2 separate regions of the Homo sapiens genome follow, and region 2 is linked to region 1. Evidence: chromatin loops called from intact Hi-C (ENCODE). Cell type or tissue: heart left ventricle. All regions are shown on one strand. Each heading gives the region's core, and the rest is flanking DNA. Links, peaks and the distances in the headings are about the cores only. Region 1 has its middle 58 kb from the start of TPM1. Region 2 has its middle 95 kb from the start of MIR190A.

Region 1 (16,275 bases), core at 4,280-12,279:
TCTTTAAAACCCAGTTCAAATGTCACTGATCTGCAAATTCTTCAGAAGATTAACCACACGCTTTACACAGAACTCCAGTATGGCACTTGTCATTCTACATTCAACGTGATTTTAGTCAATGGCTACTGAGCCTTTTCTCTCCCAGGCACTGGGTCAAAAGCTTTAATGCCGTGATTTGATACTTATTCATCTACCTCGAAAGAATTGGAACTCCTCAAGGGCAGAGGCCATAAGGTGAATCAATATATCCTCCACAATGCCTAGAGGGGTTTTACTTCTGGAAACGATTTTTGGTAACTAATAACATGTCTGTCAGTACTTGTGTTGATGAGTTTTGAGTAACTGTTGGGTATTTGTAGGAAAAATGAGATCTTGGAGTTGGAAGGACAGTGAGCAAAGGGGATAGTGATTTGGAGCAGATGGCTTTAGAATGCAGGGCAAGGGATGGTGTAAATGTCACCTGGGCCCCACAGGGCACTTTGAGTTGATGAGACAGGCTGTTTTGGAAGGAAGACTTTGCAGGTGGATGGCCAAGGCCATATAGCCCGGTGAACTGGGGGAAGCTTGAGCAAGATCCACTCAACTATAGTGGGAATGTTAAATAAAGACTATTCCAAACTCGATCCATCTGAAGGTTCAGAGTTTTTCTGCATGCTTGAGATTCCAAAGGGACCCAGTGGAGTGAGACAATATCTCAGAACCATAAAAGTGAAAGGCATAAGCTTAGGTTGGAAGATGACTACAGAAAACAATAAATGTCTTATGGTGTAGGGTAGCAGCAATGGAGTTTAATGGATTTATAAGCCTCTTATTAGAAGTTCAGACAAGGGAGAGCCTTTCTAGTGAAAATGGTGTAATTCTGATAATAAAACTGACAAAGACACTTTCCAAAAGGCATGCCTCAGACATGAGTTCTGCAGGGTGTTAAGAGGAATTATGTGAAATGGGGGCTCTGTGATCGATCGTGTTGGGAAATGCTGGATTATACAAATTTAAGCACAGCATGTTCCCTTGCTCTTAACTCTAGCAGATCTTAGAATCTTTAAAATGAGAATGTACCTAGTGAATCTCCTGGAAGGATATATAGTATTTCCCAAACCTTGCAATGCCAGACGTTTCCTTTCCTTTTCTTTTCTTTCCTCTCTCCCCCTTTTAATGTCTTTTCTTTTCTTTCCATTTCTAGTGGCACAACTCATAGCAACAGTGTTCTGTAGAACACACTTTGGGACATGCTGCTGTAAAGTCATCTCACTTGTATGTATAGCAGTTGTGAAATCCTAAATATAACATAAATGAATCAAATTCAATAGTGCATTTTAAAATTTCACCAGAGGGGCCAGGTGTGGTGGCTCATGCCTGTAATCCCAGTGCTTTGGGAAGATTGCTTGAGGCCTGGAGCTGGAAACTAGCCTGGGCGACATAGCAAGACCCGTCATCTCTACAAAATGTTTTTCAAAAAAATTAGTCAAGTGTGATAGCACATGCCTGTTCTCCCAGCTACTCAGGAGGCTGAGGCAGGAGGACTGCATGAGCCCAGGAGTTCAAAGCTGCAGTGAGCTATGATTGCACCACTGTACTCCAGCCTGGCCAACAGAGTGAGATCCTGTCTCTAAAAAAAAAAAAAATTCACCGAAAAAGAAGAGTTTTGATTCCAGAAATATAAAGATATTTTAGTGTTAGAAAATTATGAGGTAATTCTTAACATCAACATGTAAAATAAGAAAAATACAATAATCTCAACAGATAATGAACATGTATGTGATAAATTTCAATACCAATTCTTGATTTAAAAGTCTAAGAACTAGGATTAGAAAAATAGATCCTTAATGATATAAAAATAATCCATGGTAAATTAAGATAAGATCACCGATATTATTACTATTAACATGATTCTTGAAGTTGTACAGTAACTCATGAAAAAGTATTACAATTATTCAGAGAGTAAGATAATAGCTAGATGCAGAATATTTTTTCCAAACCATAGTTCAAATTAGAAATATTTAGAGGAAAAAGATCCCAATTCCCAATGGCCCAACAAAAAATAAAAAATTTATAAAAACCTCAACAAGAATGTTTAGGACCCACTTGAAAGAAAACTTTGAACTTTATTGAAAGATATTAAAGAAGGTTTGACTAAATAGATAGCCATATATTATTTTTTTGAGTAGAAAATCCGAATACTGTAAGATGCCAATTTTACCCAATAAATTTATAAATTTAATGAACTTGCAATCCATAATGGGCTTATCACAATAAGTCTAAAATTAGTTGTTTATCACAATAAGTCTAAAATTCATCAGGAAAAAGAAGTAGTTGAGAATAATTTTTAAAATCTTGAAAAAAGGGTGATGGAGGATTTGGCCCACTAGGAATTAAAGTCTATTATAACACAACAAGAGTGTAAACATTATGGTATGCGGGCAGGAACTGGCAGGTGCAGCAATGAAACAATGTCACCTGGAAACATATTCTAGACTACGTGTATATAGTAGTGTGTATATGAGTTTTAGACTACATATGTATGTGTTTATATATGTAGTCTATATATACATACATATGTAGTCTAGAACACATATACACACTAAGACGCAGAACTGAACACATACACGCTAAGATACATTCGCACACACATACACACTCTGACAAAGAACGGGAAGGAAATACGGTAAAGAGTTAATGGAGGGTTTATGAGTGGTGGGATTATGGGTTCTGACTCTCTTCTTGGTCTTTTTTGTACTTTTCAAATTTTCTATGATGGACACATTTTAGCCAGCTAATGAGAAAAACAGTAAATGTTGTGCGTAAGTGTGTATGTGTGTGCATGTGCAAACGCTTAAAGAATGTGCTCCATTAAATAGGAAGGCCCCCTGGGAAAGAATACCCTGCTGGGCACGGTGGCTTACGCCTGTAATCCCAGGATTTTGGGAGGCCAAGATGGGTGGATCACCTGAGGTCGTGAGTTCGAGACCAGCCTGACCAACATGGAGAAACCCTGTCTCTGCTAAAAATACAAAATTAGCCAGGTGTGGTGGTTCATGCCTGTAATCCCAGCTATTCGGGAGGCTGAGGCAGGAGAATCGCTTGAATCCGGGAGGCAGAGGTTGCAGTGAGCTGAGATTATTGCACCCCAGCCTGGGCAACGGGAGCAAAACTCCGTCTCAGAAAAAAAAAAAAAAAAAAAAAAAAAGACTACCCTTAATGCCGACACACTGATCTCTTCCTTCCCGGTGTGGGCTGCTGTGAGTGTGGAAGGGGTGGTAACGAGGGCCCAGGCTGTAGGGGTGAGAGGGCCCAGGCGGTAGGGGTGACAGGGCCCTGAAGGGAGAGAGGGGTGTAGAGGAGAGAGGCTTCAGGGTGGTAAGGAGGAACGTTGCCCTTTTGCCCTGAGCTGGGAATTATGAATCCAAGAAAATGACAAAGTCGTAAGCTGTTTTCCTTGGCAAAGGAGCTGTGTTCTGAGGTTATAACATTGCCTCGAGGATTAAATGATGGTGAGTGGAGGAAGAGGGGGAGATGATTAGTCTTGATCTGTAAAGTTCACCCCCTATGACTTCAATAAAATGCCCAACTGGCAAGCGAGATTGAGGGAGTATTTGTAGAAGTTGGCCCTAAATGTGGGGTGTGAGCAGCAATTGTTGGCACACATCCTGGGGGCTGCTGTGGCTCTCTGTTGGAGGACTTGTGCCCAGAGCAGGCAGAGTGGGCATGGAGTGATCTTTCCAGTGCTGGCTCCTGCCGGTCTCAGAGCCTCAGTGTGTGCCTGGGCAGTGTGTGCCTGGGCAGTGTGTGCTGTGCTGAGGCGTGTGGGCTGTGGAGGCAGAGGGCTCTGGATTCCCTCCTGACTTTTCCACTTGCCAAGTGGCCTTGTGCAAGTTATATACTTACCTTCGCTAGCTGTAATGTCTGGAATGGAGATGGTAACTCCTGTTTTCCTTTAGAAACTCCACTTGCCCCTTAATTGAGATTTTCTAAAACACTCGTGGGGGATTCAAGTTTGGGTCAGAGAAAAAGGAGGAAGAAAAAGGGAAAACATAAATAGCCTTAGAGCAATAATTTGCCCTGTCAGACCCAAAGAGACTTTGTTAAATTCTATAATTTCTGGAATGGCAGTCCTAGAGGTGGTGGCCAGGCCAGTCATTTGAGAGTTGGGGGCCGGTGAAAAGGAGACACCTAGGATCCTGCTTCAGGCTCCAAGGACACTGGGCTATGTTGATCTTTGGTTAGAGAATCACAGACTTCTAGAACTGGAAGAGGTCTCAATTTAACAGGGAGAGACAAGGCACTAAATAATTGGCACACAAGGCTGGGCGCAGTGGCTCACACCTGTAATCCCAGCACTTTGGGAGGGCCAGGTGGGAGGATCGCACCACTGCACTCTAGCGTTGGGTGACAGAGTGAGCTCTTTTCTCAAACAAAAACAAAAACAAAAACAAAACACCCTCGGCACTGAAGATCGTGTGGCGAATTAACAGTGGATTCCTAAGCGAGGACCCAGTATAGTCCCTCTTTCTCTCAGTGTGGCTTCCTGCTTTTTTCTCCTGGTTACTTGGCTATTAATTTAAGTGCCAAATGAAACATGTGTGAAAACTTTGTATCTTCCTTGGTTTTAATTTTCTTTTAAAACACAATTTCACATAAATATCTAAGTCAAGATGATTTAGTAGAACGATCCTTTCAGGACTTCCTTTTCTCCAAACGCTGGGTAAAGAAAGACTAAAAATAAGAGAAACAACAACAACAAAAAAAAAAAACACAAGGAGAGTCAAATGCTAGATAAACAGCTCAGTGTTCATTCAACAGCACAAGGCGCAGACCCTTGGGTGAGGGTGAATGAGGCTAGGGCTGGGTGGTTCTGGGTCTTGACGAAGGCAGCAAGACTGGCCTTCTTGGCTTTTCTTGACTTAAAGGGGAGTGAAAGCACCCCATGTCAGGTGGGAACCAGAGCCAGGCCCACTCTGTGAGGTTGGGGTGGGACAGGCCTCCTTTGCCCATGAAGGGAGATTGGAGGAAAGCAGTGACTGTTGCCTGGCCCACCACTTCCTAAAGCTGCCTCCCCAGGCCTATGGAAGGGAGCAGACACAGCCATGTAGCCAGGTCCTGGGCAATGCCTGCCTCCAGCTCCGTCAGATCGCTGGAGTCAGCCCCAGGCAGAGCCTTGAGCCTCCAGTATTAGACTTGGTTGTGAACTGGGGTTCCTGGATCAGAAAGGACGCAACGGGGATACTGCCTTAGAGGGAGGAAGGGATGACACAGAGGGAGGAAAAATGCAAAACGAAACACAGTAAGCTGCAGCTCCAGAGGCCCCTGCAAGCCCAAATTCCAAAATGCAAGAGGAGAAGGGAGGCTAAGAGAGGTGGTCAACAGAACCAACAGGCGGGAGAACCCACTTCAAAGAGGTACAAGGAGAAATTGACTTGGGGGCAGAAGTCCCAGGAATCTGTAAAGCAAACATTAGGCAGCTGTGAAGCAAGATCAGATGGATATGATGAAGAAACAACAAATCCTGGAAATAAAAAATTATTAGTTAAAATGTTAAATTATCTGTAAATGACTAAAAGTTATGAGTTATTGAATAAACTCAATAATCAGGATAAAGTTTAGTTGGGTAGAGTTGAAGAAAGAGAGTAAAATGAAGAAGAGTATTGAGGACTTCACCCAGAGTACACACAAAAAGTTTTTAAAATGCGAGAGAGAACTTATGAGAAAATTAAGCTTGACGGAGAGACTCCCATATGTATCTCATTGAATAGGAGGCCAGAAGGCGAGCGTAGAGGGAATGGTGGAGAACCACTTGAGATAATGGCCGAGACTTCTCCAGACTTGAAGTAAACACAGATTGGGCCAAGTGGCGCTTTCCAGGTGGATGTGTTGGGGAGCTGGCCTTTTCTGTCAGTGCCAGACACACAGCGGGTTGCTGTTACATGTGCTATCTCATGCGATGGCCACAACCGCCTTGCGGGATAGGTGTGATCATCCTTGTTTTCAGATGAGGAATATAAGAAACCTGTGGGTGGAGAGGCTGGCCCCATGTCACACAGTCATAAGTGGTAGAGCTGAGCTTCCATCTCAGGCAGAAGTCTCCAAGTCAAGATACAATGGCCAACTTGTCCCTGTTTGCCTGGGACTTTCCCGGTTTTACCGCTGAAAGTCCCATGTCTTGAGCAACACTTCAGTCGCTGGGAAACCGGGATAGTTGACCACCCTAGGTGAAGGGCATGAACTTTGGAGCTTGCCAGATCTCAGATCTCATTTCTATACTTACTGTGTGTGCCTTAATTTTCTCATTTGCAAAATGGTAATAACAGAGGCAACAGTCAGATGAAATGGCAATTCATTTAAAGCGCTTAGCCTGACACCTGACATCTGCCATGCACTCAATAAATGTTAGATGCTGTTATTTATTTATATCATTACTACACAATTTGTGTGCTTCCCACTATGGTGCTCCACTTGTAGAGAGCAGGGCCTGCTTCTGGAGGCCTTGAATGCCAAGGCTAAGGGTACAGATGTCATCCTTTAGGACAGTAGTTTCAAAACCCGACTGCACATCAAAATCAGCTGGGAGCTTTGATTAAAACCTAGATTCTCTAGTGGCTCACACCTGTAATCCCAGCACTTTGAGAAGCCAAGGTGGGAAGATCACCTGAGGTCCGGAGTTCAAGACCAGCCTGGCCAACATGCTAAAATCCCATCTCTACTAAAAATACAAAAAATTAGCTGGGCATGGTGGTATGCACCTGCAGTCCCAGCTACTTGGGAGGCTGAGGCACAAGAATTGCTTGAACCCGGGAGGAGGAGGCTGCAGTGAGCCGATGTCCCACCACTGCACTCCAGCCTGGGTGACAGAGCGAGACTCCATCTCAGAAAAACAACAACAACAACAACAAAACAAAACAAACCTAGATTCTCAAAACACATTGTCTAAAAGTCTGATTCGGCATGTCTGGGGCAGGATCTGCTGGTCTGCAATAATTGGTCTTTGAAAATTGTTTAAATGCCATTGAAATTTTAGAAAACATTCTAATCAGTGTGTTGGGCAGTTTTGCTATGTATGGATATTTTGAGTTGCGGCAAGCCTTAACTGTGGGCACATCCACCAAGTTAATGCAAGGTTAGGGCCTCTCCTAGCCAGGAGAGGAAAAAAGCCTATTGTTTGCATTTTTTCTAGGACTTGAGCCTGCAGGAGAGTGAAACTACCAAGCAACCTGTTGAGATCCCAGATGGTTTCTAACCCACAGAATTTCTCATCCTCTTTCCATCCGTCTGTCTCAGGGACTGTGCCTCCCCTACCATGCTCCTGGCCGCCTTCCCAGGCTCCCATCTCCGCTGAGGAAGGCATTCCCTCCTCATGACCTCATCAGAAATGGTCCCTTCCCCAGGGCAGGACTTCCCACCATAAATTCTCCATCAGCAGAGGCCCCTCCGGCCAACTGAGAGCGAGCAGCGAGTTCCAGGCAGTGTTCTGTAGTTCAGCATGAGTCAACATGGAGACCCTGCCTCAGTGCATCAGTCAGCCCTGGAAGCAGTCTGGCTTAGAATGCATTTCTTACATGTTTAGAGATTGCAGAACAGCCATCAGTTTTATCCAGAACACCTGTAAATAGTTTTTTGAAACAAATTATCAGAGCCAAAAAACAAAATAATTCTTGCATCTACTCCTCTTCCTTTTTGAATTGACATATCTAAACAAAAACCAAAAGGAACACGTAAATCAGGCTTTACTGCGATGAAGAGATAGTGTCCTATCTCATTTTACTAAGAGGACATATGTAAATGCTGAGTTATTTCTTCTCTCACGACACATCTGTGTATTGTTCAGGGGACCAGCATTCTGCCAAAAACAAGTTAGGAACACTAGATAAATGAGAAGACTTTGAACTAGAGACAGAGAGATCTGGGATGTTGATGTGGCTTTGTTACAAATGGGTCCAACGGCCTCTGGGAAAGACCATCTCTCTAAGAGTCTGCGTTCCTCCTTTGTGAAGGGTAATGAGGTGGGGTGGGAGGTGCCTGGGGGTGGGGGTGGGTGGGATTAATTTAGAGTTGTTTTCCGATGAGGTAGCCACTAGCCACACGTGGCTATTTAAATTTAAATGCAAAATAATTAAAATTAAATAGAATTGAAAATTCAAATTTTCAGCTGCACCAGCTGCATTAAAAGTGCTCGAAAACTACGTGCGGCTAATGGCTACCATATTGGACAGCACAGATGAAACATTTCCATCATTGTAGCAAGTTTTATTTGCAGTACCTGCCTAGATTGGAAATCATAGTGTAGGATTCTATTCTACCTCTCCTCTGCATATTGCCCCTGTGACAGACATTGCTAATCGATCACAGCATTCTTGTCTACTATACCTTGATGTGTCTTCACCATCTTCCTCGGAGATCCATTTGTGCTCAATTGACCTGGAATATGCATGTGAGACAAACCATGTGCTTCTAGGGACCAGATCTGAGTTCTTAACCATTTTTGTGCTGTGACCCCTTTGGCAGTCTGATGAAACTTATGAAGTCCCCTCCCAGAAAAAAAAATGTTTTTAAATGCAAAAAACACAATATGAATTACCAAAGAAACCAATTACAGTGAGATATAGCTATCAAAATGTTAAAAGAATAAATGTTTGACATAATAATAGATATGCTTTTTTATTATTGCACCAAATAATAAGATCTGATGGCAGGTGATTTTTTTTTTACTTATAATTTTATAATTTTAATGTAATTTTGAAGTGGTGCTGAAAGCAAATGATATTTTAAGTATTTTGTCAAAGCTACCATGGGATATAAAAATAACTTTGATGTCTTCGATGAAACAAAGTCACAGATATTGCCAACACTATTGTGTGATGCTTCCATTCATAACTGAAGAAAATGCTAAATTTCAGTTAGTAGTTACTAAAAATAAAGATGCATTTTTCCCATTGTTAAAATAAAAACTTCAGCTGAATTAAATGTAATGGAGTTTAATTGAGCAGTGAATAATTAGCGAATCGGACAGCCCCCAGAATCATAGCAGATTCAGAGAGACTCCCGGGAAGCCTGCTGGTCAGAACAAATTTATAGACAAAAAAAGGGAAGTGACATACAGAAATCAGAAGTGAGGTACAGGAACAGCTGGATTGGTTACAGCTCGGCGTTTGCCTTATTTGAACACAGTTTGAACACTCAACAGTGTATGAATGGTTGAAGTATGGCGGCTGGGATTGGCCAAGACTCAGCCACTGTTACAGGCGCATACTCCTAAGTTCAGTTTTCAATCTTGTCTACCCACTAAGTTAGGTTGCAGTTCATTCTCTGGGCTCAAATATAGAAGTACGGAGTCCTTCTCAAGACATATTTAGTGTGCTTTAACACCATCCAAATTCATGGACTCATTAAGTTCTACTGACAGATTTCTTAGGGTTCCATGGACCTTTGCAAGGAATCCCTGAAGTAGGTGATATGTGAAGTTCCTTCTGGATTTGCCATTTTGTGGCCACATAAAAAAATTTCTCCAAATTGTTCATGCATGTATGGAATATTAGTGTGCCAAGGCTGATGTCCCTAACCATAATCCCCCTTCTTCAAGAGCATCTCATGCAGTTGAGGAGATGTGGTTGGGAGTGGTGGAGAGGGGAGCACAGAATGAAGAAAGGGGTCAGAAGAAGGCTAGAGAAATCTGCCACCTCTGTCACTTTCTGTGGGGCAGATAGGGAGGGGAGGGGCTCACTGTCACTGCTGACCGCAGCCGACCACAAAGGGCATTCCTTCCACAGTGAACTCAAAATTAGTGCCATGAACTCCACGGACGAAGCGAGAAAACCAAATGGTCAGCATCTGAAAATGACACCCCCTTCTTTGAGCACTCCCTAAAGACCTTTTATGTTGTGGCCTTCAGTGCCTTTGGAACAGTTTTACGCCTTTGTCAAAACAAATAGAATGCCCACTAGTGAAAAAGGATTTGCTACAAATACCAGTGACAGTGCAGAAATAAATATTTATAGCCTGGGCTCTGAGACCTACATATTCTCATTTCTTATAGAGCCTGGAGCCAGGCCTATGCCAGTGAAAATTGATTTACACAATAATTGTTTTTCCATTTATAAGAAACATATGCCTGCCACTACTTTATTCTGGGGATCTTGACAGATCACAAACTCAGTCAAACGTACAATAATCAGCTGGCTGTAGCAGCAATACCCAAATCAAACTTGATTTCCCATTAATCGACATTTCACGATCTCAAGCCCAGTAGCACATAGCCCCGCCACAGTCTCCCCCAGCAGAATGCCCTCCCCTGCCAGCCAGGGAAAGGCACTCGGTTTCTTTGGCACTGCCTCTCTTGTGTAGTCAGAATGCATCATTTTATTCTTTGACTTCTTTGTCATTTACTTATGCATCATTCACTCATTCATTTTGCAAATAATTACTTTGTAGTTACTGTACCCTCAGGTCAGGAATAGATATTGGAGGAATGGGAACTAACATTTATTGGGTACCTTCTCTGTGCTAGGCACAGCACAATGCACTTTCTCATTCCTTACTACAAGTACTCGCACAACCACCCCGTGATTCTGGAATTATTATCCCCCAGTCTTAGCTATACAGAGCTCAAGGCTCAGATAAGTAATTAACTACTTATCTAATTTTCTAGAAAGAGAAAAATGAATAATATGATTCTGATTCTCCAGAAGTTTACAGTCGAGAGGGGGAGACAGTATTGATATAGCTGAGGAACTACAGATACGAGAAAGAATTAAATAACAAAGCAAGATAAGGTGATTACATTTTGAAATGAGAGAAGAGATAAGAAAGGCACAAGCAAGTCATGCCTGTAATCCCAGCACTTTGGGAGGCTGAGGCAGGCAGATCACGAGGTCAAGAGATGGAGACCATCCTGGCCAACATGGTGAAACCCCGTCTCTATTAAAAATACAAAATTAGCTGGGCATGGTGGCACGCACCTGTAGTCCCAGCTACTCAGGAAGCTGAGGCAGGAGAATTGCTTGAACCCGGGAGGCAGAGGTTGCAGTGAGCTGAGATCATGCCACTGCACTCCAGCCTGGCGACAGAGCAAGACTTCGACTCAAAAAAGAAAAGAAAAGAAAAAGAAAGGCACAGGGATCACTGTGGACCGGGATAGTCAGTGAAGGTGGGCTTACATCCAAAGATGAAGACTTGGTCACTGGGAAGGGGGTGAAAGAGGACATTCCAGGAAGCAGGGTGGTGTTGAGCAAATGCCTAGACTCAGAAGTTAAATGTAATTTGGGAGGTGGGGTGGAGCATGCCATGAAGGTACAGACATGTGGAGTGAGAGTATTCCTTAGCACAATGCCTTATGTGAAGGAATGATCAGATGCATCAGAGAATGAAAGAGTAAGTGGCGGATACTGCTATGTAGGTGGGAATGAAGTTGGATAGATGTGGTTGGATTGGGTTGTGGAGGGCTTCAATTGGCAGGTTGAGGAATGACAACCTCTAGAATCTAGAACACCTAGCTGGAGATTTCGTCTCTATAGAAGGGAATCGGATAATTATTTGTGATTCTTTATTGGTAAAGCCTACCCTAGAGTCAAATATATGAATATCATGAAATCCAAATCCAAGCAAAAAAAGAACACAAGTAGCCAGACATTTTTTTAAAAAGTATAATCATGTACAAACCCCCTAAACATCCCATGATACAAGAGTGGTTAAGCAAATTGTGGGGTAAGACTGGAGAAAGGGAGGTCAGTTCAGAGGTTGTCGAGGCTATGATAGTGAATAGTACCAGAGAACTGAGAGTAGGAATGGAGAGAGGTGGATGGATCCCAGAGATACATCAGAGGTAGAATCTACAGGACACGGTAACTGATGGAGTGAGAGACAAAGGAGAGGGAGGAGTCAAGGATAATTTATGCCTGGGTTTCTGGCTTGAGCAACTGAGTAGATGAAGGTGCCATTTCCTGAGGTAGGAGAAGATAAAGAAGCCAGTGTGTCAGGGGAAATGATCAATCTGGCTTTCAACAGTTTGAGTTTGGCATCTGACTAAAGGCATTTGCCAAATAGCCGGCTGTGTGGGTCTGAAGCTCAAGAGAGTGACCTGAGCTAGACACATAGATTTACAAAGCACCAGCTTCTAGCTGATAAAGGAAGGTGTGGGATGGACAACACTGCTGGCAACACGAGTAGGGTGGGAAATGGAGCTAGGATGAGGCTGGAGGAACCCTAGCATTTAAGTGGGGGGAAGAATTGGAGCCCAGAATGGAGACCAGGAAGGAGTAATCAGAAAAGCAAAAAAAAATGCCAGGGAAGGAAGATTGTGGTCAGCACCCTCAGATGGTGCTAAGAGGTCAGGTAAAAAGTGGAAATCACGGCGTCTATTGGGTGGAGCAACTAGAAGGCCTTTGATGACTGTGGCAAGGACAATTTCCATGGTATAGTGAGGACCGAAGCCAGATCCAGTGGCTTGAGGAGCAAGTGGGAGGTGAGTCTAGCCACATCATTTCAGAAGTTAGGCTGTGAAGGACATAAAAGAAATACGACAACAGCTGAAGGAGAACAGAGGATAAGGAAAGACTTAAGATGGGCCAGAATGGGAAGGACAGAAACATCTTTAAATGCTTCAGGTGGAGGCAGTGGAAAGGACGTAGAAAAAACCTGGAAGGCCATATGCCTACATGGTAACAGCGGTAACCTGTGGGTAGTGTAGTCCAGAGGTTCCTGAATGTTCAAAAACAGGCTGAATGATGTTTGTTGGAGTTTTGGTATTGTCTGTTTTATTGCTACAAAATTCTTTAAAATATGTCCATTTACATGTAACATCACACAAGTATGCAGAGATTTGATAAATGGAAGCATTCCTCTGCCTGCCTACATTGGACGGCAGGGAGGTTTGCCCGAAGCATCGTGGTGATGAATACCAGTGGTGCCCAGCATCCAAGATGGCCCCAGTGAGCCACAGCTCCTGGCTTTCAAGGCTTTGTATGAAAGCCCTCGCCACATTGAATCAAGGATGTCTGTGTGACCAACAGAGTATGATAGAAGTGACAATTAGGACCAAGGCTAGGTCGTAAAGGGCATTGCCATTTCAGCCTCAGTCTCCTGCATTGCTCACTCTGGAGAAAGCCAGTACCATACCATAAAGACACTCAAGAAGCCCTGTAGAAAGACTCATACGGAGAGAAACGGAGGCCTCTGGCCAACAGTCAGCACCCACTTGCCATTCCTGTGAGTGAGCCATCTCAGAGTGGAGCCTCTAATCCCAGCAAGCACTTACATGCAGCCCCAGCAGACCCTTGACAGCACTTCAGGAGGGACCCTGAGCCAGCACCTCCAGCTGAGCCTCTCTAAATCCCTGCCCCACAGAAATCAGGAGAAATTTCCAATGATTAGTATGGAAGCTGCTACGTTTTGGGGTGATTTGTTATGCAACAATTAACTGTTGTGGGCACCCTACATGTGTTGTGGGGCCCATGGGAGCGTCATCCACTAGACAACGGTCTGGCTATAACAGCATTTAAAAATAGAGGTACCAATTGTGTGTTCGATTTAAACAAGAAGTCATGTGCTCCGGCATCCTTCTGTGTGAGGAGCACAACCACTCCTACCACATCACACACACTCAAATTGATAACGCTACCTGTTTTGTAGATAATATTTAGTATGTGAGTGTTGTGTACGACTCAAGTATGAGTCAAGCATATGTGGAGGTTTTCAGATGCTATAGTTTTAGGATTTAATTTTGGAGGAAGTGAACTTGAACAGTTTCAAACTGCATAATTAATGACATTCCATTTTCATGACAACTACTAATTAATCTTGCCTGTTATCATAAACTTTTAGCCTGTGGGAGTTTGGGTCTTCCTAGCTCACATGGGAGAACAAATTGTGTTAGACTTTCATTTTGTTTTTTTAATTGTGAAATGACTGGGGTTGAGATAAAGTGGTGGGAAGGGGTGGAGTGGGTGTGCTCCCTGGGAACCATTGGACCATTCATTTAGCACCTGGGTTTATCAAACCCCCTAAAGTCAGGGGTTAGCTCTTTCACATCTGCCCCATGGCCAGCACAGTGCCTGGCACATAATGCTGGTTCAGTAAGTATTTGTTGAATAAATACTAATTCTGCTCCTTTCCTTGTTCTTTCATTCTACTCGTAGAGTTTAATAAAAACCCTGTGGAAGGTTTGGTATGTTTCACCTCTACAGAGAAGGAATGAGAAAAAGTGTTTCACATTTCTCTGGGGTCAGTATGACAGGACAGTGCTATCTCCCTTCCCTTCTCCCCTCCTCATGCCCTGGAGCAGTGGACCTGGAGGATAAGAGCGGGGTTCCTCTCCTGGACCCCTTCCCGCTCTGTGAGCACCAGTTGAGGAGTGTGTCAACAACAGCAATAGTGGCAGAGACTTGGGGGTGTCTGGAATATCCAAGGAATGGTCTTGTGTGTAGAAGTGAAGTGGCTTCACGAGTGAGACCCATTCTCATTCAATGGGGCCCTTTTGGTTTCATTGTGTGGCCTAGGGTTAGAACATGGCAGCTGGGAGACACTTTGATTTCCCAAGCAAGCTTGGCCAAGTCTCCCTCTGTCCTCTGAAGAGGAGGCAAATCTCCCTTCAGGGCAGTCAGTGGATTTGCGCCTGGCCCTGGCGAATGTGGTCATTTCCGGAAGGAAACAAGAATAATTTTCCACTCCCACATTCTGGCCACTGCAGGGCAGGGAAACCACTTGCCAAGTCAGGCAAAGACATTCCTGGCTCATCCTGGGGCATTGTTTGAGCTCATCATCTGAACCTGATGACAAGAGACAGGAATTGTTTTTGTGAGACTCGTGGGTCAGGGAGCTTTGCTGGTTCAGAGAGAGGATTGAGGTCATGCGACCAGGCAGGCTACCATGGCCACCAGCAGCTCTTTAACTTCCATGATGACTCGTAGATAAGCCTGGAGAGATGGATGGCTGCAGACTGGCAGGAACACTTGTCCTGGATTTGGGTAGGCCAGGGACACCAGGTTGCTGTTGCTGGAATACTTGGAACAAAAGCACTTGTTTCTGAAACCAGATATCTTATCATAACCAGCTCTTGCCTCTCCATTTATAAAGGATGGGGTCAGCTAGACTTGGGAGAGGACAACATGACACAGACATTAAAACAATTGTGTGTCCAGACCTGCCCAAAGGCTGTGGGCGAGTTGGCAAAGTGTGTTTCTGGTGCCCTCAGGTGCCCCTCTGTGGAGCTCATTTTGAGCCCACAGATGCCCCGTGCTTACTCCCTCCTCTGCTCCATCAGAATTTGTTTCAGTAAAGGATTTGATATCAGTCATGCACACTATAGTGGAATTAAAGCCATTTAAGCCTTTTCTCAGAGTGTGGCTCTCATGGCTTAAAAGGCAATCTACTATGATTAATCAAAGGCCACAGTACAAACCTTACTTAATTCAAAGAAATTCTAGTTTTTTGCTACTTTAGAAAAAATGAATTAAACAGTTTTTACTTAAAAAAAAACTTACAAGGGATGTTAATTAACTTTTTAATCTTGTAACTTTGGGAAGTAAGTTGGACAATTATTATTATTATTTTTAGAGATAGGATCTCAGTCTGTCACCAATGCTGGAGCGCAGTGGTACGATCATAGCTCCCTGTAACCTCAAACTCCTGACTCAAGCGATTCTTCTGCTTCAGCCTCCTAAGTAACTAGGTCTACAGCCATATACCACCATGTGGAGCTACATTTTTTTTTTTTCGTAGGAACGAAGTCTTGCTATTTTGCCAGGCTGGTCTCAAACTCCAAGCCTCAAATGATCCTCTCGCCTTGGCCTCCCAAAGTACTGGAATCACAGGTGTGAGCCATCATGCCTGGCATGGACAACTATTTTTGCCCCTATGTTGCAGGGAGGAAACTAAGGCAGAGAGCACAAATGATGTGCACAAGCTCCACAATGAATTAATGAGCTGGCATTAGCATGAAGGCCTCTGACTCAGGCACCAACGTCTTTCCAGGGACCCTATAGTCCCATGTAGGCCAAAGAAAGCTCCATACACCTCCCCCCTGCAGGTGACAAGTGCTCCACGCCTAAGTATCATTTAGCCCACGTAACAGTCCTAGGAGCTAGGGACAGTGCCTGCACTCACAGATATAGGCATGGGGGCTCAGAGAATTTTTTAAATTTTTAAATTTTTTGTGGGTACATAGTAGGTGTATATGTTTATGGGGTAATGAGAGATTTTGATATGCAATGCATAATAATCACATCAGGATAAATGGTAAGCAACTTGTCCAATTGCTTACAACCAGAAAGAGGCAGCATGAGAATTTAGTCC
Region 2 (11,725 bases), core at 1-8,000, 65 kb after region 1:
AGGAGATCGAGACCATCCTGGCTAACATGGTGAAACCCCGTCTTTACTAAAAATATAAAAAATTAGCCAGGCATGGTGGCAAGCGCCTGTAGTCCCAGCTACTCGGGAGGCTGAGGCAGGACAATGGCGTGAACTTGGGAGGCAGAGCTTACAGTGAGCCGAGATCGCGCCACTGCACTCCAGCCTGGGCGACAGAGTGAGACTCCGTCTCAAAGAGAAAGAAAAAAAAAAGAAAAAGAAAGTGTCGGGTGATAAGTGAAAGGTGTGCCCTCTGTGTTTTCTTCTGTTGGGACTGATAGAAGAGAACAGATGGAAAAGGAGAGACATAGGTCAGGAGGATCTGGGGTCAGAGCTACTGATGAGGGACCTGGGCAGGAGGTGGACACCACCCCACAAGGTCGGGCAGGCCTGCAGGGAAAGGGAAGGTAGGAGGAAGCCAGGCCAGCCTTGAGCAAGACACAGTTTTTTTTTCTTTTATTATTATTCTTTTTTAGTTGACATGTAATAATTGTACATATTTATGGGATACAATTAATACTGCATCATTTGATACATGTGTAATGATCAAATAAGGGTTTTAGCATATTCATTTAGCATTTATCATTTCTTTGTGTTGAGAATATCTGCTCTTCCAGCTATTTGAAAATATACAATAAATCCCAGCACTTTGGAAGGCCGAGGTGGGCAGATTGCTTGAGCCTAGGAATTCAAGACCAGCCTGGGCAACATGGCAAATCCCTGTCTTTCCAAAAAATACAAAAATTAGTTGGGTGTGATGGCGTGCGCCTGTAGTCCCAGCTACTCAGGAGGCTGAGGCAGGAGAATCGCTTGAGCCCATGAGGTCAGGCTGCAGTGAGCTGTGATTGTGCCTTTGCATGCCCACCTGGGTGACAGAGAGACCCTGTCTCAAAAAAAAATGTATACAATAAATTGTTGATTATAGTCACCCTGTAATGCTATAGAATACTAGAACTTATTCCTCTCATCTAGTGCAAGATACATGTTCAGACTCAGAACTGAACTTTGGCGTCGCAAGGGGGTCCTTTTCAGTAACCCCTCTCATAGGCTTTAGCATTCATATATGTGTGTTATTCCAGAACATAACCGAATAAGCTTCCATATCCCCAGAGGGTGCCATATTCTGTTTGATATTTTGAGGCCAAATACCATCATGTCATAAGGTGAAACATTCAGATTGAGGAACTGCTCCATGAGACCGAGGAGCTGTAGAGAATAAACAAAGTGGAAGGAAGGTGGGATTCAAAGACCAAGTCAGAGTTTACATTGAAAAGGCCAGGTTTCATGAAATACAGTTTAATGGAGAGCAGGCTCCTAAGTATCAACAGTGAAACTGCACAAAGAAGCCCCACAACTACTGCTTGGTTTGCCAGGTTTCCCTACATATAATAAAGCAGCTAGCTGTGAGACACAGGGAGAAAGCCTTATCACCACTCCATGGATGAAAAACCCAAGGCACAAAGAGATGGATTTGCCCAAGGCAATGATCAACAGTCAGAATCAGCTCTAAGATTCAGGCTTCTTGATTGGTGATTCCGAATTCTGTCAATTTTTAAATTGGTGACTCTTTAAAACTTAAGTATAATATCTAGACCAAAAAAACGAACAAAAAAAGTTTCAGAATTGAACACACCCATAGGGTTAGTTCCCAGATCAAGAACAGAATGTTCCCATCCCCGGAAGTCCCCTCCTGTCTCTCTTTTTCACTCACTATCCCTCTATCCCTCCAAAATAGCCACAATCATGACTTCTAAGAGCATAGAATACTTTTGCCTGTTTTTGTCCTTTCTAGAAATAGAAGAATGTGAGTTTTTTTTGGTTTTTGTTTTTGTTTTTTTGCTTCTGGTTTCTCTAGCTAAGCATTATTTTTGTGAGGTTCATCTATATTATTGCATATTCAGATAGATCATTCTCATTGCTATATAGTATCCCATTATTTGATTATACCACAATTTACTTATCCCTTCCATCAAATGCCAAGGGCACTTGGGTAGTTTCCAGTCTGATGCTGTTACAAAGAGTGCTGTTATGAACATTCCTCAAAGTGTCTTTTGATGAATATATGTACACAGTCCTATTGGGTATGTATTTAGGACTGAAATTGCTGAGTCTTAGGGTATACACATGATAAGCTTTAGTAGATACATAGATACTATAATTGGCAAGTTTAAATTTTGTCTATCGAAGTTTAAAACTCACCTGACTATAAAATTCTGTATTTGTTTACATCCAGGCATCTGTCTTAACATTGCTGAATAATTGTCTTCTCTTCTTATCTAGATCACTGAAGAGAGGATCGTGACTTAAACTTGCCTTGAATCTCTATAGTGCTGGGTACTTGGGGCTGGATACAGAGTACTCGTTACATGAATACTTTCTTATTCAAATGTACGAAGAATTGCATAAGCATAGTTCTGCTTCTAGAAGAAAGCCACAGACTTAGACTCAAAGTCTAAGGCAGGGCCACAAAACATCTCAATAGAAAGAATAACTAAACCAGGATTGACTTAAAAGCTTGAGAGCAGAGGTCATGGCTCATCAATCTTTGCATCCTTCACAGTGCCCAACACAATGTCTTATACATAGTAGGTGCTCAGTAAATATTTGCCCCCAAAAATGGAATCAATAAAGAAATGATTGTGAATTGCTTCTATCACATCTGGCTCAAAGTCAAGTGCTTTTTGAGATAGAAAAACAAGATGAATATAGAATTGGGTAAAAGTTGGAAGAAAACATGCGTTAATCCTACTCATGAAAAATATTTCATATAAGGAAAGCAACTTCATTGTTTTAATTTTTCAGCCACTCTTCCCAGAAAGAGAATTCCTGAACCTGTCACTCTGATCCTAAACAATGTGAAACTAAGGAACAGATAAATTTGGGTGCTGGAGATTATATTTTATTCCTCAATAACTAGATGTAGCAGGAGAAGAAAGATTTGAAAATTTTTTTTAAGACCAAAACTTTCTCTAAGAGACCTCCCCTTCAAAGGCTTAAGGTAAGACCTGGGGTGGTGAGGACACAGGCCAAGGGAAGGCCTGATCTTTGGCACAGGCTTGAGTGTCAAGCAACTAAGCCTGGACTTCTCTCTCTGGGCAGCAACAACATTCATAAAGACAGGGCAAGTCACAAGAAACAAAGACGAGATGCTGAGGCATTCCTGAAGGGGCTTTGTGAAGAAAAGGAGGGCTTGGAAAAGAGATCTGAAGTTGACAGCATCTCTCAAGGGTCCCTCAGTCCCCAAAAGACTGAGAGCTGCTGAGGGTAACATAAAGGAAGTGCTTTTTGTTCATTTCATAACCAAATAAGTGAAATACAAACCTCTGCAAGTTATGCTCAGTGGCATGTTTTGACATCTCACTGGAAATCAAATTTCTGCCCCATAAAAGCCAAGAGGTTTTGGCCAGGACCCAAAAGCCTTTCTCAACCTTCTCATTAGCAAGCAAGAGAGTAATCTGAGGTTTCTGACCCATTCTGTAAACTGCAGTATCTCCCCTTCCCTAAAACCAGAAAAACCCCAGAATATGTTCTAAATGGAAAAGGAGCTTTCCTGCAGCCGAAGATGGGAGAGGAGTGACCTCAGGACCTCTGTAGTCAGGCGAGCCAAACCCCTGGGCTCTAGAGAGGAAGGAAAGAGAACACAGCTGGGGATGAGGGTGAAGAGGGGTCATGAAGGGAAAGGAGGGGAAGAACAGGGAAGTACTAGGAAGGTCAGAGACAAAAAAGAAAATGAACATTTACTGAGCACCTACTGTGTACCAGGTTTTTTATATAAAGTATTTCCTTTGATCCTCAAAGCAACTCTGCAAAATAGGTCATGGTATCTCTATTTTCATGGGCAAGAAAATTAATCCTCACCTGAAATTTCATGGCCAGTACCCCCTGACCCCTGGGCAAGTCGGCTCCTAATGTGGGCCCAATGCCTTAGAGGGCTTTGCTTTGGCCCTCCTCTGGCCACACTGCTGTCCAAGAGGTAAATAGTCCCAGGAACAAGGAGGTGCATCCACGCAGAGCCTGTGTAACGCTACTAGACAGTAGTCTAGGTTCCTAGAACCCCAGAATTTTTTGCCCAAACTTCTGCTCACAGTCCACTGGCTAGAACTCATTATGTGCCTCCACAAAGATACAAAGAGACAGATGTACAGCCTGACTTCCTAGCAACAACTCCACAGCATGGAAGGGCCGCATGAATCTTGGGGTCAGTTAATCATCTTGGTCATTCGTGTCCTCAAACCCAGGTCAATTCTATGTCATGAGGAATCTGTGTCCCACCAGACTGCTACTCTACGGCCTGAATTTGGTCTACGTCTTGTGTGTGCATAAAGGGCCTTATCTGGTCAGGTTGCTCAACAGGGTGAAAACACTAAGGAATAGCTTTAACATGGGAGAAAGAACATCGAACTCTCAAATAGACGTCAGCAGCTTGGAGTTAGTAGATTCAATGCAATTCTTCATTAGGTCCTGAAGAGGCAGGGAATTTAGCTACATGCAGGGACCATAGAAATCATAGCTACAGCTGGACTTCTCATCCATTTTTTATCAGATGCCAATCCCAAAGTCGATGATAATTTTGGAAAATTCTTCTGGTCCCTAATACAGCCAGAATACCATTTGCCACTACTATTAATCAGATTTTACATGTCCTTTGCCTGATGGTTAGTGCCAAAAGGTTTGGGAGTCAGACAGTCTTCGGTTTAAATCCCGGGTCTGCCTTTTACTAGCTGTAAGAGCTTGAGCAACTCCCTTCACCTCAGTTTCCTCATGTGTGAAATAGATCTAGGTACCACCTAATAGTGTTATTCTGTGAAGATTAAATGAAAGCATCTGCCCTGGTGCTTGGCACATGGTAGATGCTCAATACATTTAATTCCCTTCCTCCTATCTGTGGCTGATGGGAGCTAGTCACACTTGCGTATTTATTCTCCTACCATCCATCTAGTGATAGAAATATTCAATACAAATTCTTTTCCCAGTATCCAGTGTTTATACAGATACATATTTACACAAGCTATTTTGACAATTTGAAATAATTTTTTGAAGAAGAGCTTCACTGAGATGTAATTCTCATACCACAAAACTAGCCTTTCAAGTGATACATTTCAGTAGGTTTTAGTATATTTAATGGTGTAAGCAGCCATCACTGCTATTTAATTTTAGGATATTTTCATCACCCCCAAAAGAAACCCCAAACCTATTACTAGCCACTTCCCATTTTCTCCCACCCGACTCCCAGCCCTAGGCAACTGCTAGTCTACTTTCTGTCGCTATAGATGTGGCCTATTCTGGACGTTTCATATAATATGTAGTCTTTTGGGCCAGGTGCGGTGGCTCACGCCTGTAATCCCAGCACTTTTGGAGGTCAAGGCGGACTGACCACTTGAGGTCAGGGGTTCGAGACCAGCCTGGCCAACATGGTGAAACCTATCTCTACTGAAAATACGAAAATTAGCCAGGTGTGGTTTCAGGCACCTGTAGTCCCACCTACTCGGGAGGCTGAGGCAGGAGAATTGCTTGAACCCAGGAGGTGGAGGTTGCAGTGAGCTGAGATCATGCCACTACACTCCAGCCTGGGTGACAGACTCCGTCTCAGAAAAAAAAAAAAAGTAGTCTTTTGTGGCTGTTTTTTTTTTTTTTTTTCACTTAGCATAATGTTTTCAGGTTTCATCCATATTGTAGCATATATCAGCACTTCATTCCCTTTTATTCTTGAATCATAGTCCATGTATACTACATTTTGTATATTACATATACTGTATTTTGTTCATTCACTGGTTGATGGTCATCTGGATTATTTCTCCCTTTTAGTTATTATGAGTAATGCTGCTATGAACATTTGTGTACAAATTTTCGTGTGGACATTTGTTTCAAATTCTCTTGGGTATACACTTAAGAGTGGAATTGCTGGGTCATATAGTAACTCTACATTTAAACTTTTGAGAAGCTGACAGACATTCCAAAGTAGCTGCACCATTTACATTCCCATCAGACAGGTAAGACGGTTCTAATTTCTCTGCAACATTAATCATTACCTGTCTTATTATTAATATTAATTAATATTATTAATATTAATAGCTGTCTTTTTAATTATTACCATCCTAATGGGTAAAGTGCTATGTTATTGTGGTTTTGATTTGCATTTCCCTGATGGCTAATGATGTTGAGCATCTTTTCATGTATTTATCGGCAATTTGTAGCTTTTCGTTGAGGAAATGTTAATTTAAATCCTTTGATCATTTTTAATTGGGTTATTTGTCCTTTTATTGAGTTGTAAGAGTTGTTTATAATTTTGAATATAAACATCAGATATATGATTTGAAATATTTTTTCCGCTTCTGTGGGTTGTTTTACGTTCTTGATGATGTCCTTTGAAGAACAAAAGTTTTAAATTTTTATGGAGTCCAATCTGTTTTTTCCTTTTGTTGTTTGCACTTTTGGTGTCATATCTAAGAAGGTGTTGCTTAATCTAAGGTAATGAAGATTTATTCCCATGTTTTCTTTTAAGAGTGTGTGGTTTTAGCTCTTACATTTAAGTCTCTGATCCAGTTTGTGTTAATTTCTGCATATGGTGTGAGATAGAGATTCTGACTTAACTCTTTTGTATGTAGATATCCAGTTGCCAGACCAAGCACCATTTGTTAAAAAGTTTGTTTTTTCTCTAATAAAAAATCAGTTGACCATAAATGTGTCTATTTCTTTCTCAGCTCTCAATTCCATTCCATTGATCTATATTTCTATTCTTATCCTAGTATCACATAATTTTGATTACTATAGCTGTCTAGTAAGTTTTGAAATTGGGGCGTGTGAGTCCTCCAGTTTTTTTTTTTTCAGGATTGTTTTGACTTTTGGATTCCTTGATTTTACATATGAATTTTAGGATCAGCTTGGCAACATCTACAAAAAAGACAGCTGAGATTTTGGTAGGGATTGCATTGACTCTGTACATCAATTTGGAGAGTAATGCCATCTTAACCATATTAAGTCTTTCAATCCATGAACATGGGACATCTTTTTATTTATTTAAGTCTTTTTTAATTTCTTTCAATGGTGTTTGGTAATTTTCAGTGTATAAATTTTAAATTTTTTAGTTATATTCTTAGTTTCATTTTTCAGATTGTTTCTTGTTAATGTATAGAAATACAATTGATTTTTGTATATTGTATAAATGTATAATATATAAATGTACTTTTTTGTTTGTTGATTGGTTTGTTTTGATGGATTCTTGCTCTGTTGTTCAGGCTGGAGTGCAGTGGTGTGATCTTGGCTCACTGCAACCTCCACCCCCTGGGTTCAAGAGATTCTCCCACCTCAGCCTCCCAAGTAGCTGGGATTACAGGCATGCACCATCATGCCCAGCTAATTTTTGTATTTTTAGTAGAGATGGAATTTTGCCATGTTGGCCAGGCTTCTGTAAGTGTGTATTTGTATTTTGTCACGTATCCTACAACCTTTTGAACTCATTTAATAATTCTAATAATTTCTTGGTTTCTAATAATTTCTAGAATTTTCTGTATACAAGATCATGTTATCTATAAATACAACTAGTTTTACTTCTTCCTTTGCAATCTAGATGCCTTCAATTTTTTTTTTCTTGCCAATTGCTGTGGCTAGAACCTCCAGTACAGTGTTGCATAGAAGCGGCAAGAGTGGACATCCTTGTCTTGTTACTGGTATTAAAGGAAAAGCTCCCAGTCTTTCACTATTAAGTATGATGTTAGCTGTGGGTTTTTCATAGTTGCTATTTATCAAGTTGAGGACATTTCTTTTTATTCCTAATTTGTAGATTGCTTTTATCATGAAAGTGAAGTGGTGTCATTGTCTGGGGTAAATACCCAAGGTTCGTTATTTCACACCAAGGAAATCAAGGACATGGACATGCAAGGAATGAGATTAAGAGCAGAGGTTAAATAGGCAAAAGAAAGAGAAAAGCTCTCTCTTGCAGAGAGGGGTCTTGAGCGGGTCTTCTTGTCTGTGGTGACATGCAGGAGGTTTTATAGATGAGCTTCAGGAGGTGGTGTCTGATTTACATAGCGCATGAAAGATTGGTCAGACCAGGTGTGCCATTTGCATAGCGAGTGAAAATCTAGCCGCCTCCAACCTATTCTTTTATAATGCTATCTGGCCAGTGCCATGTTGCCTGCTTCTTTACTGTGCACATGGTGACAAAGAAAAGGGAAGATGGAGCCTCCATGTTGAATATACCTGGCTTCCAGGTAGCCCTGTTCTATTGGCACAGCTGCCGCCATTCAGCTGTGCAAGCTTCCAGCTTGCTTATCTATGTTTGCAGCTCGATTTTTCAGGCTGCTCTTTGTTAGAAAGGAAATTATTTTGGGGCTGCTTTTTGTTAAAAGGGAAATTCCACTGATGACTCTGTTGCCCTTACTATCTGCCTAAATAATTTCTTTCTATCTCCTGTATCAAAAGAGTGCTGGATTTTGTTCAATGCTTTTTCTCTGTCTATTGAGATGATCATATGGTTTTTGTCTTTTTATCTTGTCCTTTATTTCACTTGATTGCTTTTTGTATTTCAAATCAAACTTGTTTTTCTGGGATAACTCCTTACTTGATCATGGGATACAATCATTTTGATATGTTGCTGGATCTGGTTTGCTAGTATTTTGTTGAGGAGCTTGTGCTTATATTTGCAAGATATATTATAATAAATGTCTTTGCATGCTTTTGGTATCCGGATAATACTGGCCTCATAGAATGAGTTGGGAAGTATTGCCTCCTCTTCTAGTTTTTGGAAGAGTTTGGGAAGGATTGGTGTTAATTCTTCCTAAGTACTTGGTAGAATTCACCAGTGAAGGCATCTGGGTCTGGGCTTTCTTTGTGGGGGAAAAAGAATGTATTACTAATTCAATCTCTTACAGGTTCTCTTCGATTTTTTCTCGTTTAGTCAGTTTTGGTAGTTTGTATACTTTTAGAAATTTTTGTTTCGTTCAGGTTATTGGATTTTTTGGCACACCATTGTTCAGAGTATTCTTTTACAATCCTTTGTATTTCTGTAGGGTCTATAGTGATATTTCTTTCAGTGTTATTCCAGATTTTCATAATTTGAGCCTTCTCTATTCTCCATTAAGCTAAATTTTTGTCAATGTTGATCTTTTCAAGGAGAGGTTGTCTTTTAACCACAGCATAACTGAGCCTATTCTTACTAAACACATGAGGAGATAACATACGTAGTTTTCTAATCTTTCAAAGGCTTCTAAACCTACAATTCACTCCACAAACATTTATGGAAGCTCTACTATATAGAAGCAGCATAAGCATGCTGTAGACCTCCAAAATGAATAGGACATACTGGATGGTCCCTGTGCTCAGTGGTACAGTCTTGGGTAGAGTTGAGGGGTGGAAGTTGGGGTCAGTCTAGGATAACAGCTAGATAGCACAATGGGATAAGACTGAGGCCACCTAAGTGTGGCTGTGTAGGCTATCTACTCCACAACTCTAGGTTCCAGTGACCTAGACTACTGGCAATGTGAATGGTGTATACTGAAGTTGGGCTAGCCGTAGCCCTTGAATAAGTGCTGACACTAAAATATCTGTAAACCAAAAATAAGATTCTAAGCCCCCTCCCGCAGCTGACTGAGTGCACCTCTTTTCTTGGCCAAAGGGATTCCAAAGCAACCTGAAAAACTAGTTCAGGCCTTGAGGCAAGTGGGGTGGGGGGTTTGGACATGCCTCTGTATACTCTCCTCCCTTTGGAATTCAGGCACAACTGACCAGCATTAACATAAAAACAGAGGTCTTAAGACTGAAAAAAGAGGGCCAGGCACAGTGGCTTACGCCTGTAATCCCAGCACTTTGGGAGGCCAAGGTGGGTGGCCTCGAGGTCAGAAGATCAAGACCATCCTGGCCAACATGGTGAAACCCCGTCTCTACTAAAGCACAAAAAATTAGTCGGACGTGGTGGTGCACACCTGTAGTCCCAGCTACTCAGGAGGCTGAGGCAGGGGAATCACTTGAACCCATGAGGCAGAGGTTGCAGTGAGCCAAGATCGCAGCACTGCACTCCAGCCTGGCAAAAGAGAGAGACTCTGTCTCAAAAAAAAAAAAAAAAAAAAAAAAGAGACTCTTTGTAGCAGTAAGATACCAAATTCCAGCCTGACTCTAGTATAGCATCACATGACAGACAGCAGGCCCTGAAAGAAATAAAAATATTTTACCCCAAAATATATTTTTTGACATATTTTGAAACAGCCCGTAAAGCTGTCTCTTGTGGAGGAAATTTACATTCTGTAGAAAATCCCCTTCCCTTTCCAGGTCTTTTTCTGATCCTGAAGAGATTAGCTACGAGTATAGCACATTTAAAGGTCTGAATAGAAAATATTTGCCATCTATTGCCTCTCAGGGCGGCCATCTATAAGACTTCATCTATATAGTAACAACCTTGGTCTCCATAACCCTTTATCTTAACCCAGACATTCCTTTCTCTTGACTCTAGGTCTTTAGGTAATAACTCTTTCAACCAATTGCCAATCAGAAAATCTTTGCATCCACTTAAGACTTGTAAGCCATCTCTTTGAGTTGTCCCATCTGTCCGTACTGAACCAATGTATACCTTATACATATTGACTGATGACTTATGCCTCTCTAAAATGTATAAAACCAAGCTATAACCCAATCACCTTGGGCACATGTGGTCACGAGTCCATGGTCCTCACCTTTGGCTCAGAATAAATCTCTTCCAATATTTTACAGAGTTTTGCTTTTTTCATCAACAATGCCTATAGGGATCTGGAGATATAAGTGAGAGGGCCATTATTTCTGGCTGTTGGGGGGAGGGCAAAGGGGAGATAAATATCAATATTTATTCCATCCATCTCTCCTCCATACCTTCATTCTGCACCTCCCTCTTTGGCAAAAATTCCTACTTTTTGAAAGAGCATCATAATTTCTAAAATGATTCTTGGCCCCACAGTTCTTTGACATGCATAGGGCTTGGCAGACTCACAGGAAAATGAGGTCATTTAACACAAACCTTGTAATGATTGAAACCTGTGCTTTCTATGGAGAGCAGCAAGATGGAGGGAGAAGAGGGGAAGTAACCTGGGACATAATTACATCAGCCCAAAGATCCGAGCTAGGAACTCTTCTCACTTGGAAAAGTGTAATAGACAAGGGCCTTTTACTCCTGTGAGTGGGTTTCACACCATTGATGGTAACACTTTCACCTGTAGGCTAGAAGGATGGCTGGGCCTCCCGCTCTTCTCAGCTGCTTTGCACATAAAATTTGAGTGATGTTATTTTAGAAAGGCATTTAACGCTGATGCTGAAAGACTGCTTTGCAGTGGCTCACACATATCTGGGACCAGGGCCGGGTGCCGGTCCATCACAGGCAAAAGGGCAATCAGCATTGTCTGAGTAACACTAGCTGCCTGGGGAATAAACTTGAGAGAAAGCTGTTCTCCTCTTGACCTCTAGAGTTTCCAATTCACATTCTAGCAGGGCAGCCGGCAGATTAACAGCTGCAGGTTTTCTCCCCACCTCCACTCCTGAGATCTGCAAACCAGCTTCTGCCAGGGATGCCTTGGAGAAGTAGGTTTTTCCAGCACTGCACAATAGTCTGTGCACATACAACAAACTGCTTTTTTATTTTAAAAAGAAAAAGGAAAGGAAATTTCCCTGAGGTTCTAATCCTTCTCTCTGTGAAGCCTGTCTTTCTAGTGCTGTTTGTAAAAGTAGGTTTCATGAGTTTAGGTTGATG

What was found. Peaks named below come from ENCODE experiments on the same cell type or tissue, not always from the same donor. Only the 100,000 strongest peaks of a DNase experiment are listed, where the experiment ranks them.
Region 2: it touches region 1 in a loop (1.8-fold over the local background); 3 of 110 quality-filtered maps call a loop at or near these places.

Annotation. Positions count from the first base shown.
Region 1 is chr15:62,977,002-62,993,276 of GRCh38, reverse strand. No RefSeq gene overlaps it. Among named protein-coding and RNA genes, the nearest start is that of TPM1, 58 kb to the left of the region's middle. RefSeq lists enhancers at 3,327-3,827, 3,828-4,328. In heart left ventricle, for the core only: no CTCF peak of the experiment used is centred there; no DNase peak of the experiment used is centred there.
Region 2 is chr15:62,912,688-62,924,412 of GRCh38, reverse strand. No RefSeq gene overlaps it. Among named protein-coding and RNA genes, the nearest start is that of MIR190A, 95 kb to the right of the region's middle. In heart left ventricle, for the core only: no CTCF peak of the experiment used is centred there; a DNase peak (open chromatin) is centred at 3,613; H3K27ac peaks cover 3,170 bases.